Regions from separate parts of the Homo sapiens genome. Here region 2 is linked to region 1. The links are chromatin contacts, found by Hi-C or POLR2A ChIA-PET in ENCODE. All regions are on one chromosome and are shown on one strand. Each heading gives the region's core, a stretch centred on a gene start or an enhancer-like site at or near the end of the contact. The rest is flanking DNA. Distances are from core to core; before and after follow the strand shown.

Evidence for each region. Hi-C counts contacts between places; a loop is a spot of excess contacts on that map. ChIA-PET counts read pairs that join two places held with the same protein, here RNA polymerase II (POLR2A). Pooled maps may share reads with other maps.
Region 2: a map of B cell shows a loop between it and region 1 (17-fold over the local background). The contact joins the promoter of METAP1 here to the promoter of PDLIM5 in region 1. A Hi-C loop is called at or near these places in 2 of 168 maps with a recorded cell type or tissue (B cell and naive thymus-derived CD4-positive, alpha-beta T cell) and 8 of 50 pooled maps. POLR2A ChIA-PET finds 5 or more read pairs at or near these places in 1 of 52 experiments (CD4-positive, alpha-beta memory T cell).

Annotation. Positions count from the first base shown.
Region 1 is chr4:94,449,232-94,455,163 of GRCh38, reverse strand. PDLIM5 (PDZ and LIM domain 5) reads right to left here and starts at 3,222. Exons shown (of 13, transcript NM_006457.5): 1 at 3,169-3,222. RefSeq lists silencers at 2,723-2,982, 3,153-3,572.
Region 2 is chr4:98,992,162-98,998,093 of GRCh38, reverse strand. It overlaps METAP1 (methionyl aminopeptidase 1), which reads right to left and starts at 2,373. Exons shown (of 11, transcript NM_015143.3): 1 at 2,227-2,373. The coding sequence starts at 2,340. It overlaps MIR3684 (microRNA 3684), which reads right to left and starts at 707; the gene lies at 634-707. RefSeq lists enhancers at 1,178-1,960, 2,882-2,931 and silencers at 1,702-2,161, 2,322-2,641.

The sequences.
Region 1 (5,932 bases), core at 1,973-4,472:
GGGTGAGAGGATATAGAAGATAAGTCTTAATTAAGTTCTTCATTAATTTCAGTTTAAGAAAAGCAATCTGTGAGCTAATATAAATTTTCTACACTCATGGCAATTTCCATGGTCTAAAAATTCCATATCAGAATACATTTCTAGACACTTAGTATGTTTCACAACTTGCTTCAATCCAATTTTGTGGCTTCTTGCATGCAAAGTTTAACTCAAAGTACTTTACAATACTTCACTAATGTAGCAAGATTTTATTTCAGGTTGAATTCAGAATAATTTTCTCCTTCCCTCCACTTCATGTATTCTTTTGTCTGCAATTGACAAGAGTCTTTCAACTGCACTTACTTAAATTCTAAGTTACTCTAACATGTGAAAGAGACTGCAAATCAGTAGGCTCCCATTCATGCTTTCCAAATACTAAATTCTTTACAATGAGAAGCTGTTTTTCAATGCACAAAACTATTCTCTCCAATCATGAACTACAACTTGTATTTCCTCCTATGGGGACATGGTATTTTCCACACTTAAAGTGATATCTACTTTTCCTTCAGATAGTCAACGATAGGCAATACTCTAGTACAGTGATGTTAGTCACAACCTGCTTTTTGTTTTATACACACACCTCACCAGGCAGAGAGTAAGCATTTGCCACTCAGTGAATAAGATTATGACTAAATACAGCAAAAGTGCTGGGTTAATGCATTCAAATGGAATTGGCAGTTTAGAAAAGAACCAGTGCTTCGGTGCTTTCTTTTGTCTGTTCTGCTGTTAAGTGTGCGTGTGATGACTCTCCTAGTAGTACTTTCATATAATTTTTAAAAAGCAAAAAAAAAAAAAAAAACTTCGAGTTTCCTATTGGTTGTTATAACGGCAGGAGACAGAGGAATGAAGTTTTCTTTTGTTTTAATGGAATACTAAGAAACAATAATTCTCTCTCTTTAAAAAATATTAAAAACATAACAGATATGTAATTTTATATTAAAAACATACTTCCTTGGAAAATGTAAGCTATTCAACCAAATCACCACCTAATATTACCTGTCTTAAAATATGTTTTAACCCATTCAAAATTTCTAGCCCATCACCCCAAATTCATAGTTGCAGATATAGATATTTGAGCCATAGGTATATTTAAAGCAAACATTCCTTCTTCTCATAAAGGGAAAATGGGGCAAAACATTCAAATAAGCCTGGTTTTTAAAGAAAAATTATATCAGGGAAAATAAAAATTACAGAAAATTGTATCAGAAACCGAAACAGCTTTTCTACTGGCGTGGTAGTATACTGAACTACAAGGCAATAACACATTACTTCAGTAATGAAGTAATAGGCACAGAGCACTAAAAAAGATCCAAAGGCCAAGCCGGAAGTCAAACTGTATATATAGGTGAAAAACTACTAGTGGGAAGCTAATAACGAGCCACACATAATTCAATTGCTTTCCCGCTATAAAAGGAGGAGATTTTCAGAAAACTAATAGAAGGACTGTCCTGATATTGACACGATACAAATCAGAATCGTGTAAAGCCAACTGATATTTCACAGGCAGCCTGCCCTCCTTTATTAATCTTTAACTTGTGTCTGGGGAATAATATGAAAGTTGGGCTCAACTTCCTCTGGCCCCATTCTTCCCTACAAGAAAATGTATTTCATTTAGATTATCAACCCATGTACTTGCAACTTCCCTTTACTTGGGGATTCCCTTCCTAACTTCTCTCATTTGTTATTAAAATTCCTAGCACTGGCAAGGTCACAGCCACACTACAAAACCAGTGTCATTTCATTTCTAGTCACTGTCCGTTCATTTCTAGATGCTTCTTCTGCTAGCTTCATTTGGAATTCATCTGCCTTAAAACAGTCTCTGCCCCAAGCAATGGCAATATTTTTATTGGCCTTTCCAAGACTCCTCCATCTGGTTATTAGTGCCCAAGCCCTTCCTCAAATACCAAGCAGGCAGGAAATAGCAGCATACTCTTTCAAACACGTCGAAAAGGTTGGAATTTCTGTAGAGTTATGGATTTTCTTTTAGGGAAAGTCTAAACAATGTCTTTGCTCTAGTACTAGGGAAGGAAGCTTGGTATTTCCCACACTTGTATCTCAGCTTCATTAGTGGGTGAGAGGGGAGAAAGGAGAACTCAAGATGAACTACACAGAGTGACAAAAAAAAAGGCCTGAAATTAAAGAGAAATATCTTGAGATTCTCTTTCCCCGCAATGGAGAGAGAATGTAGGTAGAGCTGAAGAACTAAAGCCACAGGCACAGGATGAAAGCAGCCGACAGGACAGTTTTCCAGGAGGGATTCGCGCCTAGCCTTGTTGGCCAAATAAGGCTACCGAACGGGCCGTTTCCGTGGCAGGCGGGTTCAGACGTCCTCCCCGTCAGGAAGGCGGACTTGGGATAGGATCTGGCGATCACACCCTAAATCTGCCCTGCCCAGCGCCGCCACGAATTTTCCTTCCAAGCTCTGCCCTGTCCACACGCCCTTCCTTTTTCCACTTATTGTAAAACGCACCGAAGGCACAGTCTTACAAAAGCCCCAACAAGTACTCAAGTGTTAACAAATCTCGTGTTCATGACAAATGTGTTTCTTAAACGAGCTTTATTTCTGGACGCGCAGAAGTTTTCCCCAAACAGGTTACACAAAACTGTAAATATCTGGGGGAGAAATAAATGCTTCTCAGTAGCCTGGGAGCAAAGAAAAACTAACGCGCCTTTTCCTTTGAGTCCCGCTTCCTACCCTCCAAGAGACTGGCGCAGGACTGGGCACTCAGACACCACACCACGGTGGTGCCGGGCGACGCCGGCAGCCGGGTGGGTGGGAGCGGCAGTGCCCGTCCCTGCCGGCCCTCGCCACCTCCGGGCGCCCTCCCGCGTCCCCGTCTCCGCTACGCTGGTCCCGGTCGGCCCGGGCTGCGGGGACCCCAGGGCTCGCCCTCTGGCCTCATGCGGACTCCAGCGCTGCCCTTTTCCGGGCGCTCCTTTTCCCAAGCTGCTCTCCCACCTCCGCCGCTCCGCGCCCAGAAAGCACCTGAGGAGCCATCCCTGCCCGAGGAGCGCCCCCTCCTCGTCCCCAACCGGGCTTCCCTTCTCGCGTTCGGCGCACAGCGGCCGGTTCTTTCCCTTCTCCCACCGGAGATCCGAGAGGCGCATCGCCGGCCGGCCGCCACTCACCTCGGGTCCGGCGCGGCGCGGGGCTGCCTCCGCCTCAGACAAGGGCTGACAAGTGACTCGCGGTGAGGGCGCCGTCCCCACCGCCCGCGGGAACTTCCGCCTCCTGGCTCTCCCTCGCCCCACCCCCGACCCAGGACACGCCCCTCCGCTCCCGGCCACGCCTCTGGGCCAGTCCCAGCCGCGCCGCGCAGGGGCGGGGAAGGTGGCGGCGGCGCCGGGCGCTCGGGCTTGCTGGGGCTGGCTGAAGCAGCTGCGGAAAGACAACTGCGCTACCGAGTTTCGGTGGGAGTAGTCTTAGCGGATTTTGAGCGCTACCTGGCAAAGGTCTAACCCTCCGCTCGTCCGTTTTGTAGTGGGTGCATTTTTCTCTCCAGAAATTTAAATTGGCAAGCAGTTGCTCTGCCTAAAAATAGAAGGGTACTTTGGATAAATCTCTATCTATGCAAGTTCAGCGGTTACTGCCTGCGTTTTTTTTTTTGAAAGAGCTTTACATGCTCTGAAAAGTGCAGACCCAGAAGTTTACCTGTCAGGAAGGTGAAAACCAGTAACCCTAACAGAAGTTAACCCTGTCCATCACACCAGAAGACAGTGATACATAAAAGCGGCCAAAAGTGATTCAACCACTGTATCTTCAGTTTATTTTTCTAAATCCAAATCAATAGTCCACTTTCCAGCCTTCTATAGGGTTGCTTGATACGCCCGAGGAATTTATTCATAAGAAAACGTGAATAATGTTCACTGAACATACGGAAAGTAACTAGACTGTTACACTGTGAATTGGCTTATAAAACGTGAAAAGGACAATTCTTAACCAAGGAGCATATAAAGCAAGGATGAACTTCATGAGGTCCGTGAGCTCCCCGGCCCCCAGAAGTGCAAGCAAAATTCCAAAGGCGAAGATCCAAAGCTGCTCTTTCCCTAACGGTAGCCACTGGCCACATGTGGCTATCGAACAGTTGAAATGTGGCTACTGTAACTGAGACCATGAATTTTTTGTTTTACGTAATTTTAAATAATTTAACATTTAAAACTGAAGCAGGATAACATTTCTTTACTTTTTTTTTCTTTGAGACGGATTCTTGCTCTGTCTCCCAGGCTGGGATCAGTGGTGCAATCTCGGCTCACTGCAACCTCCACCTCCCGGGTTCAAGCGATTCCCCTGCCTCAGCCTCCTGAGTAGCTGGGATTACAGGCGTGCGCCACCACGCCCGGCTAATTTTTTGTATTTTTAGTAGAGATGGGGTTTCACCATGTTGGCCAGCCTGATCTCGAACTCCTGACCTCAGGTGACCAACCCGCCTCGGCCCCGCAAAGTGCTGGGATTACGGGCATGAGCCACCGCGCCAGGTCGTTAACATTTCTTTTAAGCACTACATTTAAGGACTAAAGTTGAAAATATAATGCCCAAATTGAAATGCGTTGGAAGTGTAAAATGCACACTGGATTTCGACGACTTGGTATGAAAAAATAATGTAAAATGCCTCAATAATTTTTATATTGATTATATGCTGAAATCATCATATTTTATGTTTTGTTAAATGATACATGATTATGGCCGGGCGCGACGGCTCACGCCTATAATCCCAGCACTTTGGGAGGCTGAAGCGGGTGGGTCACCTGAGGTCAGTAGTTCAAGATCAGCCTGGCCAACATGGCGAAACCCCGTCTCTACTAAAAATACAAAAATTAGCCGGGTGTGGTGGCGCATGCCTGTTATCCCAGCTACTTGGGAGGCTGAGGCAGGAGAATCACTTGAACCCGGGAGGTAGAGGTTGCAGTGAGCCGAGACCATGCCACTGCCCTCCAGCCTGGGCGACAGAGCAAGACTCCGCACCAAAAAAAAAAGAGTAATAATAATAATATTTGATTAAAATTAATTTCACTTTTTAAAAAAAATGTGGCCACTAGATAATTTAAAATTACTTACGTGAGCAGGGTGCAGTGGCTGACACCTATAATCCTAGCACTTGGGAGGCTGAGGTGAGAAGATGGCTTGAGGGCAGGAGTTTGAGGTTAACCTAGGCAACATAGCAAGACCCATCTCTAAAAAAATCCAAAAAATTAGCTGGGCGTCGTGTAGTGTGCCTGTAGTCCCAGGTCCCAGCTATTTGTATTGCTGAGCCCAGAAGTTCGAGGCTGCAGTGAACTATGATCTTGTCTTTGCACTCCAGCCTGGGTGACAAAGGAAGACCCTGTTTCTAAAAAAATAAATAAATAAAATTACATATGTGCTTCACATTATATTTTCATTGGACAGCACCAGTCCATAGCTTTCACCACATTTTTCAAAAGATGGCTTTGGGGGAAAGTGTTTCCTAGTGTGAAAGCTGGTTTAGAGAGTCTAATATATGTTATCATGTTTGACATCTCACCCAAAAATAAAAAAAAAATAACAATAGCTACCATTAGCAAATACCTACCATGTGCTATGCAGTGTGGTAGTCCTTACAAGAACTTTATAAAATGAATGTCATCCTCATTTATAGATAATAGGTCGCAAGCAATTACAGCTTCTGCCAGTTCCACAGGGCCATGGCTCGAGTTAACCTCTAGGAGTCCCAACTCTGCCCCTTCTCATCTGTTTGCTGTTGATACAGTTAAATTGATCCTGGATCAACAAAGATTAATTTAAAGACATCAACTGCAGATAGCCTATGGAGTTATCACTAGAGGATAAGCTTCTTGAGGTGATGAGGAAGAGTTGAGAATGGGCAGACTGTTGCTTACTTATGCAAATTCCACTTTACCCCATAATTGCTAGCCT
Region 2 (5,932 bases), core at 1,124-3,623, 4.5 Mb before region 1:
GCTAGAGCAAGAGGCTCAGAAGAGGGGCCCTGAATGTGGGGCTGGAATCCTGAAAGCAATGAGGGATACGCATAATCAGACTGCGGGAAAAATAACTTCTGTACAAAAGGTTTTGTTTGATAGGGTTTTTTGTGGGCGTTTGTTTGCAAGGGGAGGAATTACAGTAGAGAAATAAATTAAGAGAGTATGACAACTGATTTGGTGGGAAATTTTAAAAGCTGACCATAGGAGGTGGTAACAGAAATGAAGAAAAAGAGACAGTTGGGACAGCCACTCTGGGAATATTTGAGTGCATGTCTAACAGTGATACCAGAAATATACCTGCAGAATCCAACATGTAAATACCTCCAATCCTAACACACGGAATAAACCCTAGATGTTTTGTTTTCACAAATTTGTCTAGCATTTTTCCACAAACCCCAGTGATTCACCTTCTTTCTACCTGTTTCATGAATGTGGTTTCACACTACCTTTTTAAAATCTTAACAGAAGATTGTAATACATATTAATTCAAAATGCCACCTACTTTTAAAGTTATTCTACTCAGATGGTACAACTGTCAAAAGCAAACACTGTTTCTTAATTTCAGGTCCCACACAGGCCACAACAAGATAGAATTTGGGAATTTTAAAGAATCTAAAGGACGTGTACTAGGTCTAACATGAGTAATGCTCAACATGTTAAACCTAGTACAGGTCCTTTAGATTGTTCGGTAATGCTATTTTTAGATCAAGCAACACTCCTCCACGTGCAAGTTTTTCCAAATTATACTAACAAGGTCAAGGATCATATCCTATCTAAAAACAAGACTGTATAACACAGCTAAGACCTTTTGCAATCGCTTATCTACAAATATTGTGACGTAAAGATTGTATTTATTTATATCTTTACGTTTTTATGTTTTATGTTGGAAAACACTTTTATTATTTGTATTGTGTTCATATATCTGCCTTCATTCTTATTCATATTTTTATTTATGGCAGAGTTAAATCGTACTAGAATCCTTTAAAAAATAAAGGACTTTACATTATAACAGCATTTCACGTTCCTTGGATAATCTGGGTCTCAGAAGAAGCTTGTGAAACTTACAAAGAAAGCTATAATCATCCCCTCTGTACAGTGTAACACTGGAACTCAGAAAGATTAAGTAACTTTACTAATTCAAGATCGCACAATAACTGGCAAGGGCAGGGCCCCAATCAGGCCTTCTCTTTATTCCGGCTCTCCTCCCCACAGGACGCTACCAATTTAATATTTGAATATTCATGTGCCTCTCTTCACTAAACCTGGACTGTAACTAAGAGCCATACTATTGCCGCCCAGCCCTCATCCTGGGTCTCGAAATGCAGCAGCAACACTAGTACTCTTCAGTAAACAGAAACACGAGCACACGCTTCAGTCTGGACCCCATTCAACGCTGGGTTTGCTCTACTGCACAAAACTTAAAATACACTACAGCATTCACGCCTAACCCTCAATGGAACTGTCCTTTTCACTCTGGGAAATTCAGTCACAGGTGACTCATCCCGTTAGCTTACAGTTTTGTAAATTAATAATTTTATATACCGAAAGAAAAGAATGAATTACACAGACCTCTCCCTTCCCCACCCCCAAAGTTGCTTAAGTGTCAAAGCACGGTAGTAAAGCACAAAGAAGTGGGGCTGGAGCTAGCTAGCGTTCCTCCTCTCTGCGACTCCGACGGTCCTCGGGCCACCCATCTCTCAGAGCCCGGCAGGTAGCTTCAGCCCCCCACCCCGCAGGGACCCGACGGACGGCCCGGCGCCTCCAGCGCCCAGACCCGAGCCCCGCCGGTGCTGCGGATGTGGAGGCTCGCGACGCTCGGGCTGCCCTCCTTCCCGGCGCCGCTACCTGCCTCCGGCAGCCCGCACACCTGGCGGCCCCCGCCCCAGCGCGGGGAACCGGCCCCAGAACGCGGAGGTCTAGCGCGGCCACGCGACCCCGCACAGCCCGCTTCCGCCCCAGCCCACATGGCCGCGGCGGGTGGCGCCCCCGCCCCCGCGTGAGCCCAGCGCGGTTCCCGAGGACCCAGGGACCCCAGGAGGCAGGAGGGGGCGGTGGCGACGCGGGTGGGGGGAGGAGGAAACGCGGCCGGGGGGAAGAGGAGGAGCGCGTCCCGACTCGCCGCAAGGGCGGGAGGAGCCAGCAGGGGAGAAGCGAGGAGGGGTCCCGCAGCGGCGGCATATCCGCGGGGCAGCGGGCGCCTACCTGCGAGCAGAAGTACGAGCCCTGGATGCCCAGCTTGATGCAAGTGGGACACTGGAGCTTGGCCTCACTGCTGCAGCCGTCTGTCTCGCACACCCGCGTCTCCACGGCCGCCATGCTGCCTGCCCGCTGGAAGAGCGCCTCACCGAGGAAGAGGCGGCGGCGGGAGGGAGGAACTGCCGGGCGGAGGGGAGGGGAGAGAGACCGAGTCGGGGGAGGAGCTGGGCCCGCCGCTGGCCTGGGCGCGGGAGGGGGAGGAGCCAGGGCCGGCCGGGACCACGCAGCGCGCCCCGCCCCGGCCCCGCCCCCGCCCCGCGCGCGCAGCTGGTGCCCCGCCCCGCCGGCTTCGCCCCGCCCCCCGCCGGCGGTGCCTGCGTGCCCAAGCCTCCCGGCGGCGCGCACATTGGGGCTGTAAGGGAGCTCGGCAGGGCCCCCCCATTCGGCGCCTTCGGGCGTCGGCCAGCAGAGAACGCGACCTGCCGGCGCCTGACGGTGAGGAGCCGCCCTCTCGCGGCGCACTCTCTGTGCCTACAGTCAGATAAGACAGTCGTCTTCACTGACGAACACCCAGGAGCCCTGATCATCCCCGACACCCGCAGGAGGCTAGAGAGGGCGCTGCGCTCCTCTGCGTTGGATTCCCCCGCCGCTCCTTGGAGAACAGTCCCTTGGGTTAAGTTCTGTTTCTCACTGACATTGTCGGGTCTGAGGCCTAAGGACCACCGCTCATTCACAGAAAGGAGAGCCATAGAGCTGTCAACGGGACGGTGGGCTGGGATTCACATCTGCCCTCCCTCCTGCCAGACTTTTTTTTTCCACACACCACCACCTCCCCTTCAAAACCGATAGTGCTAGTAATAGTAACACAACTGTCAGGTATTCAATACAAATAATTTTTTTGTATAATCCCAGTTGATTGCTTCAGCAGTAAATAGGGGAGAATTGTGCTGATCCTGAAATGTCAGAGTCGAAAGAAGCTGTAAAGGCCTTCCCCTGCGAACCTGTTGCTTCAATCTTTTCAGCTGTATTCCAGGTCGGTTGTGTTGTAACTCATGCTTGAGTGCCTCCTTGTCACTAGGGAAGAGCGAAAAACTAACATTTACTGATCACAAAAGGCTGTGAACTTTGTTATTGTATTTTTTTAACTTCTCCGTACTTAATACACCAGAAAAGCTCATACTACTTTTATTTTTAAGAACTTTGTTTTGGCTAGGAGCGGTGGCTGACGCCTGTAATCAATCCCAGCACTTTGAGAGGCCAGGGCATCCAGGGCACCAAGGCCAGCGGATTCTTTGAGGCCAGGAGTTCGAGACCAGGGTGGAAATATGGCAAAACCCCGTCTCTACAAAAACTAAAACTAAAAACTAAAAAATTAGCCGGGCATGGTGGCAGGCGCCTGTAGTCCCAGCTACTGAGGAGGCTGAGCTGGGAGGATCTGTTGAACCTGAGAAGTCAAGGATATGGTAAGCTATGATCCTGCCACTGCACTCCAGCCCAAACGGCAGAGCAAGACCATGTCTCAAAAAAAAAAAAACTTAGTTTTGCAATATAAGCAGTAAAAATGATGTAATAAAATCAAGTAATAGAAATGTTTACATGCATACATACATATACTTTTGTATACAAGAAAAAAATCAATAAGTATGTATGTATGTATAAAATATTTTTTAAATAAAAACTGCACCATACCATATAAAGTAATTTACTTACCTGATTTCTTCAGTTACTATGATGTCAACTTTTTGTTTGTCGTTTGGTTTTTCTTTGAGACAGCATCTCATCCTGTCAACCAGGCTGGAGTGCAGTGGTGCTCACAGTGAGAGGTGACAGCGAGGTGACAGCATGCTGGCAGCCCTCGCAGCCCTTGCTTGCTCTCGGTGCCTCCTGGCCTCAGCTCCCATTCTGGCCGTGCTTGAGGAGCCCTTCAGCCGCCGCTGCACCGTGGGAGCCCTTCTCTGGGCTGGCCGAGGCCAGAGACGGTTCCCTCAGCTTGTGGTAGGTGTGGTGGCAGAGGCACGGGTGGCAACTGCGGCTGCGTGCGTCGCTTGCGGGCCAGCTAGAGTTCCAGGTGGGCGTGGGCTTGGCGGCCCGCACTCAGAGCGGCCGGCCGGCCCCGCCGGCCTCGGGCAGTGAGGGGCTTAGCACCTGGGCCAGCAGCTGCGGAGGGTGCGCCGGGTCCCCCAGCAGTGCCGGCCCACCAGTGCTGTGCTGGATTTCTTGCCGGGGCTTACCTGCCTCCCCACGGGGCAGGGCTCAGGACCTGCAGCCCGCCATGCCTGAGCCTCCCCCGGCCCCACCGTGGGCTCCTGCCCACGTGGCCCAAGCCTCCCCACGAGGGCCACCCCCTGCTCCAGGGCACCCGGTCCCATGGACCACCCAAGGGCTCAGGAGTGTGGGCTTACAGCTCGGGACTGGCAGACAGCTCCACCTGCGGCCCCAGTGCGGGAACCACTGGGTGTAGCCAGCTGGGCTCCTGAGTCTAGTGGGGACTTGGAGAACCTTTATGTCTAGCTAAGGGATTGTAAATACACCAATCAGCACTCGTATCTAGCTCAAGGTTTGTAAACACACCAATCAGCACCCTGTGTCTAGCTCAGGGTTTGTGGATGCACCAATCCACACTCTGTATCTAGCTAATCTGGTGGGGACTTGGAGAATCTTTATGTCTAGCTAAGGGATTGTGAATACACCAATCAGCACTCTGTATCTAGTGCAAGGTTTGTAAATGCACCAATAAGCATCATGTGTCTAGCTCAAGGTTTGTAAATGCACCAATCAGTGCTCTGTGTCTAGCTAATCTAGTGGGAACTTGGAGAACTTTTGTGTCTAGTTCAAGGTTTGTACACGCACCAATCAGCAACCTGTCAAAATGGACCAATCAGCTCTCTGTAAAATGGACCAATCAGCAGGATGTGGGTGGGGCCAGTTAAGGGAATAAAAGCAGGCTGCCCAAGCTAGCAGTGGGAACCCATGGGGGTTACTTTCTGCACCGTGGAAGCTTTGTTCTTTCACTCTTTGCTATAAGTCTTGCTACTGCTCACTCTTTGGGTCCACACTGCATTTATGAGGTGTAAGACTCACCATGAAGGTCTGCAGCTTCATTCCTGAAGCCATCGAGACCACCAACCCACCCGGGAGAACAAGCAACTCCAGAAGTGCCGCCTTAAGAGCTGTAACACTCACCGTGAAGGTCTGCAGCTTCACTCCTGAGCCAGCGAGACCAGGAACCCACCAGAAGGAAGAAACTCTGAACACATCTGAACATCAGAAGGAACAAACTCCAGGCACGATGCCTTTAAGAACTGTAACACTCACGGTGAGGGTCCATGGCTTCATTCTTGAAGTCAGTGAGACCAAGAACCCACCAATTCCGGACACAACAGCTCACTGCAGCCTCAACATCCTGAGCTCAAGTGATGTTCCTGCCTCAGCCTCTGGACTAGTTAGGACTACAGGTACACGCCACCTTGCCCAGCTAATTTTTTAGCTTTTTTGTGGAGACAGGGGTCTCACTATGTTGTCCAGGCTGGTCTTGAACTTCTGGGCTGAAGTGGTCCTGTCACCCCCGCCTCCCAAAGTGCTGGGATTACTGGCACAAGCCACTGCACACAACATTCTTTATTGTCATCAATTATACTTTTACCACATAATTTTAATGTCTGCATAATATTCTATCGTATGGGTAATTTACTGAACCAAATCCACTAATAAT